2 separate regions of the Homo sapiens genome follow, and region 1 is linked to region 2. The links are chromatin loops, found by intact Hi-C in ENCODE. Cell type or tissue: transverse colon. All regions are shown on one strand. Each heading gives the region's core, and the rest is flanking DNA. Links, peaks and the distances in the headings are about the cores only.

Region 1 (2,913 bases), core at 243-2,742, 61 kb after region 2:
CGCGACATTCGCCAGCCAGGGCCACCGTGCCGCTTGGCCTTGGGGCTTTGTGCAGCAGTGCCCCGTGTGAACTGCCACCGCCGGCATTTCCCACTGGCTCTTGGGCGCGTACAGTAGGGCGCACACACATGCAAATGCCCTGCAGGAGGCAGCGGCTTAGGGTGTTGACAGTGGCAGCCCTCACGCCAGGCCAGGGAGCCCCTGTTCCCAGGCAGGGCCCCTCAGGGTACTCATCTGCCCCATTCTGCTGCCTAATCCGGTTATCAGCTGCAGAACAACGGGTTGCCTGGTGGAGCTGGGGAGGCCCCTGCAGGGAAGGGGGGAGCAGGCGTGCAGCTCCAGCAGATGAGCCTGGATTGTATTCTCCTTTCCTAGGGTAATTGTTAAGGCTTCTGGTCTCTTCCAGTCCCCAGAGACCCAGGAGCCTGAGACTCAACGCTGCACTGGGTCACAGCTTTTCCTGGATGTCAGAAATCCACCTGCTCTCTGAGAGTGGGGGTTCGCCAGCAATGGCAGAGTGGAAATGTTCAGGGGTGTAGCAGGCAGTATTTCGCTGATCTGTGGGAATGGCACACCAATGAGACCAAGGCATGTGCCATTATATGTGGCCAGAATCTCTCCAGAAACTCCAGCTAATGTAGCCTTAAATTTGACATTCTTGGCAGTCACCATGAAGGTTAAATACATTTTGGTTGAAAACAAAAGGCTTCTGCTAGAGGGCCATTCAGTGACATCTTTACACTCACTTCTCCGAGATCCTGCCTGCACTTTTCCAAGTATGCAAAGGGAGCAGACAATGGCAGCAGGGTGAGGTGTGGCTATGTTGGGCAGCTGTCCATGGGTAGAGCAGAATAAAATCGAAACAAAAGGTGCATCAAACCAAGTCAGACAACTAGTAGAAAAAAAGAGGTAGGTTAAATGGGGGCTAGTCTTCCCTTGACCCCTAATTTTAGCCACAGAGCTATTTTCTTTTTCCTCTCTCTCCTGGAATTGATCCACCAACACACAGCCATATCCCACGTTGTATAAGAAACTCTGCCCATGCCCACTGCCCCTGGCAGACCCTTCTCCCAGAACCAGATCCTTGGGCAATATGGAGCTGGTACAAGTGAGGTCTGTTGTAGGTTGGGGGTTGGGGGGGTGCTGTACCTTTGAAATTCAAAAAGGGCACTTTCTACTTTCGATTCAGTTCATTCTCAACTGCTTCTACTGGCCAACAATAGTAAATTGAATCCAATTTCCCCCTTGGAAGGGTCGGTTGTTGTTGTTGTTTTTCTTTTCTTTTTTTTCTTACCCTTCCCCTTTCCATTTTCTGCTTTTGTAGCTCACCTCCTCCAATCTACTTCCCTACAGGAGCCGAAATTAAACAAGCTCCCCATATGCCATGCCTCACTTGTTGTCTGTTCCCCTCACCACCATCTGGCCTATTTGCTCAGCCAAAAAGAGAAAGAGAGAGAGAGAGAAAGAGCAAAAATAGGGAGGGGGAAGGGAAGGCAGGGAAGCAGGGCTAGGAGAGAGAAGAGGAGAGAGAGAGAAAGGGAGGAAGGTGGAGAATAAGAGAAGGAGGGAGGAAGAGAGAGGCAGGCAGGAAGGGAAGGAGGAAGGGAGTGAGACAGAAAGGGGTAACGGGACAGGGGGGGAGAGAGAGAGAGAGAGAGAGAGAAGGAGGGAGAGCCAGACACAATGAGGAGGCAGGGGTGATGATGCAGCCTCTCCCATCTGTTCCTTGGCCAGAGTCCCGGATGGAGCAGTAATGGAGAGCAACAGAACCAGTGATAATTAACCCAAACACAGACCTGTTTATTTAACCTGTTCAGATAGATCAACTCTGAGGCAGAGCTCTAGCAGAGGGCCCTGGGACATACTTAGGGAGACACCCTGGAGGTTGCTAAGGACACAGAGGCAGGCTGGCCCTCCCCACAGACATCCTGGGGCTAATGCGTACTTGGTGAGCAGGAAAAAAAGAGAAGAAAGAAGACTTTCTGAAATAAGTCAGTAACAACCTCCCAAATCTTCTGGTAGGGATTCTTTTGTCATCTTGCCTTTTCTCCTGCCATTATCTTCTTTCATGGCAATAGCTGCTTCTGGATGGTCAAATCATGAAAAGCAATGCCAGCCAATGAGCTATACTTTTGTGCTCCGCATCCTCCTGCCCCAGCATCCTCTCTGCCACCCCATCTTGGCATAAGGACCAGGGCCAGGAGACAAAAAAGGTGCTAACTAGAGGACATGAAACCAGAGCAAAATCTCCCAGAAGACCTCAGACTGAGATGGTCAGTAGCCAAGGAGCAAAGCTAATGGCACTGATAAGGGCTGAGTGTGAAAGTCAGGAGACCGGGGTGCGGGGCTGAGATCACCCACTTTTGCTGCATTGCTTTGTCTGCATAACTCTCCTCTCTTGGCTTCAGTTTACCTATTTAATGGAGACAGCAAGGTTGATCCCCCAAGATGTTTCAGTCTTCAAAAATTAAAATGTAAATGGTCATTGTCATCTGCCTATAGTTCTCCAAGTTAGAAAGAAGACAAGACTTGAGCAAGACCACCAGGGATTATGGTCTGTTTGAAATGGGTAATGTGCACTGCCCAGACAGGGGAGTCTACAGACACATCTGTGCGTGCTGCACCCACCTCCACCTCCGTCCTTAGAGGCCAGAAATACAGGGCAAGAACATTTCCAGGGCTGAGTAGCAGCAGACAGAATAGGAGTTGTGAGTCTGGGAACTGGAACCCAAGAAAGCTCTCTCGGCTGAGCACTGAGGGTTAGTGAGGGAGTGCACTGGCTGGGTTGAAAATAGGAAGCGTCAGGGGTGGGTGAGGAGTTGGCAGGCACCGGATTCCAAGTGGCTTCACGCTCCTCAGTGGAAGAAATGCAGAGATAATTTGAACATGGCTATTTTCAAGCTCCACAGCTGA
Region 2 (2,913 bases), core at 213-2,712:
TTGGGAGAAGCTTGAGTCCAGGAGTTGAAGCACACACAGTGCTTATTCCAGGGGAGGCCAGGATCCTGCAGCAGCCTTGTGTCTAAGGCTTACAGAGGAATTTCCCATCATCGTTTATGTCTCACTGTGTGTTCTGTGAAACACATGTCACACAGACTGATAGGTGACATGGCCTGGAGGAGTGGAAGCCTTTGCACAGGGCCCTTAAGGATGTTCCCCCATATCCGGAGAAAAAAACCATGAGAGTGTAAGAAACGATGCAAGCTCTATCAGAAATCACCATCCCACGTTGAGCTCATTCTTTTTACTAATAAGAAGAGGGCTGGATTTAATGGTCCCCAAATCCCTTTATAATACTCAAGTTCTCTGTTTGTGTGCTTGGGGCAAGTTGAACCATATTTATGGGCTTTTGCCTTCCTCATAGTGGATAGAACTGCATGTTCTCTCATAGACCATGAGAATTATGAAAATACTTTGGGATCCTTTAGTAAAAGCATTCATTCTTTTTAAGGTACCCATTAAAAGGGAGGGGAAAACCCAGATCCCAAAACCAAATCTTGCAAAATAAGTTAGCCACAGGATTACTTTCGAACAGCTCTCTTACCCTATTCTACCTGTCATATTCTGCCAGAATGTTCTCCAGGCTCTCCACGGACTCTACAGTTTACAAAAATTCATATCTCTTCAGGAAAATATCTGCTGCTTGAAATGAGGTTCACATGATTTGAAGCAAATTAGAATATTCCATGATGAGGAATACATAACATTTTGGTCAAAATCGCCTGGCCTAAGCCCATCTACATATTCTCCTCTTTCATCCTCATAACCTGAATGGAAATAAATGTCACACACTGACTCACAGACTTGCACAACCATGCACACACTATATCCTCCACTTTAAGACATAAGAGATTAACTTGTTCAATTTTATAACCTCTTGGTTTCCTTTCTTTGTTTCAAGTGCCTCTCTTTTTTCAAAATCATGTGTATTTGGGCAACTGGTTTGCCAAAAGGTATGGATGGCTAAAAACAATTTACTTATTGCAGACACAACCTCTTACCTTGTCCTGATAACTAATTAGCCAAAAGAGTGAGGGATGAAAAAGGAGAAAAAAAATAGTTCCAATAATATGCTAGTTTACCTCATACTTCTCTGTCATTTTGCAACAGACCATGAGAAGACATCACTACTTAATGAAAAAATATTCAATTGTCTAAATCTGAGTTTTCTTCCTGAAAACAGTAAATTTTAGCTAGATAGGAAAAAGTTTCTTTTAAAGAATATACCCTGTTTAGAGGTGGATAAAGTGAAAGAGTTATAGAGAAAAATTAAGAAATGTAAAGAATGAGAAAAATAGTGAAAAAGAGGTGAAGAGAAAAGAATACAGAGAGAAAAGATAAATGTAAGAATTTAAGAATGGTAGTTTAAAGATGCCCAACTCCTTGTTTTCACTATTGAGGAAGTGAGACCTAAAGTATGGAGAGGGGAAGAACAGGAAAGCTGGAAGAGGAAAAGTGAAAAGAAAGAGTAATCAAGAGAGAAAATAATGGAGGAAAGGGAAAGGGCAGGAGTCTCGAAGCAGCTTCTGGGAGACTCAGTCTAAGAAGTGCATGTCTCTAAGAAGCACATTCTGTCCTGGCTATCAGATGCAATCCTGTGGACATGACTGCACCAGCTATATTTAGCTCCGATGTAACTCAAGTCAATAGTGTTCCATTAGGGCAGCTGCTGCAGAGTCCTGAAGAAACGTTTTACTACCTACCCTGGAACAGCCGTGCCAAGGGCCTGGGCCTTCACAGCTACAGAACTCCACTGTGTTTATATACAAAGGAGCAGCATTTTGAACATAACTGATATGACTGTTAACATAGTTTAATGGCCTGCTATATAACAGAACAGCACTTTCAGAAGACCAAAGTCATTACTCTCGGTTCCTAAGGATGTCCCTTCCCCCAATCCCTGCAAGCAAATATTGGCCCTTACCTTATATGGTGTGTTCTCTCCCGAGACCTTCTCTGGTTTTCTGATCTTTGCTTTAACTCCGCATGGGGCTCTGTGCTTTGGAAGAATACTTTTCAACGTCTACTCAAGGACACCCAGGCCCAAATGACCCACAGAAATACCTACAGGTTTCCTCTGATGCCAGGGGAACATAGCTGATTCCTACTGAAAACAAAACAAAAACAAAAAACAAACAAAAAGCTTGGTTCTTGGAGGACTGGCAGGTTACCGACGTGCATACCCCATGGCCAGAAATGAAGACCTGCTATTACTAAGGAGAAGTGAAAAGTCTAGGAATAGTTGAGAAAGCCATGCTTGACCTGAATAATTCATTAAGTAACTATGAGTCATCGTTCTGGATATGGCATCTTATTAGATTTTGTGAGACAAACCACACATAGGCATTCCCTTCTCTCTCAAGCAGATTCAGTTATGATGTGTGCATAAAGCAATCACATGGGTGGGACAAGGAATAGATACATGGGCTCAAGATGAATGCTGAGGAAGGAAGATACACCTGGAATCTAAGAAGTCTAGGAATATTTTTCAGAGGAAGACACTCCTTTCTTGAAGAATGAATGGGGTACTGACAAGGAAAGAGAGCATTCCAGTTGAATGAGATCAAATAAGCAAAGTTGTCGCTTATTCTTTGGTTGTATATAGTCAGACACTTTCGCAAAGCTAAAGTCCCCAATCCTGTGCCTTGACAAGTATCAGTGGGTCTTCATAATTGATTCCTGGAACAAAAGCCATCTGCACAAAGGTTCTTTCCAAGAATCAACCTACTTATCTATGAATCTTTCTTCCATGAAACCAGACTAGGAAAGGTGAGCAGAAACTATCATAGAAAATATTTGGATCCTCAGAAGAATGACTGTCTCTGTTTCAGAAAAAGATTCAGGGCCAGTGAC

Evidence for each region. Hi-C counts contacts between places; a loop is a spot of excess contacts. Peaks named below come from ENCODE experiments on the same cell type or tissue, not always from the same donor. Only the 100,000 strongest peaks of a DNase experiment are listed, where the experiment ranks them.
Region 1: a loop joins it to region 2, with 4 times the contacts of the local background. A loop is called at or near these places in 7 of 110 quality-filtered maps.

Annotation. Positions count from the first base shown.
Region 1 is chr18:44,741,698-44,744,610 of GRCh38, reverse strand. The region is part of intron 2 of SETBP1 (SET binding protein 1); the gene reads right to left. Among named protein-coding and RNA genes, the nearest start is that of SETBP1, 62 kb to the right of the region's middle. RefSeq lists enhancers at 1-419, 1-2,253. In transverse colon, for the core only: no CTCF peak of the experiment used is centred there; a DNase peak (open chromatin) is centred at 1,748; H3K27ac peaks cover 2,500 bases.
Region 2 is chr18:44,802,171-44,805,083 of GRCh38, reverse strand. All of the region lies in intron 2 of SETBP1 (SET binding protein 1), which reads right to left. Among named protein-coding and RNA genes, the nearest start is that of SETBP1, 120 kb to the right of the region's middle. RefSeq lists enhancers at 1,468-1,950, 2,009-2,058. In transverse colon, for the core only: no CTCF peak of the experiment used is centred there; a DNase peak (open chromatin) is centred at 1,753; H3K4me3 peaks cover 472 bases; H3K27ac peaks cover 2,500 bases.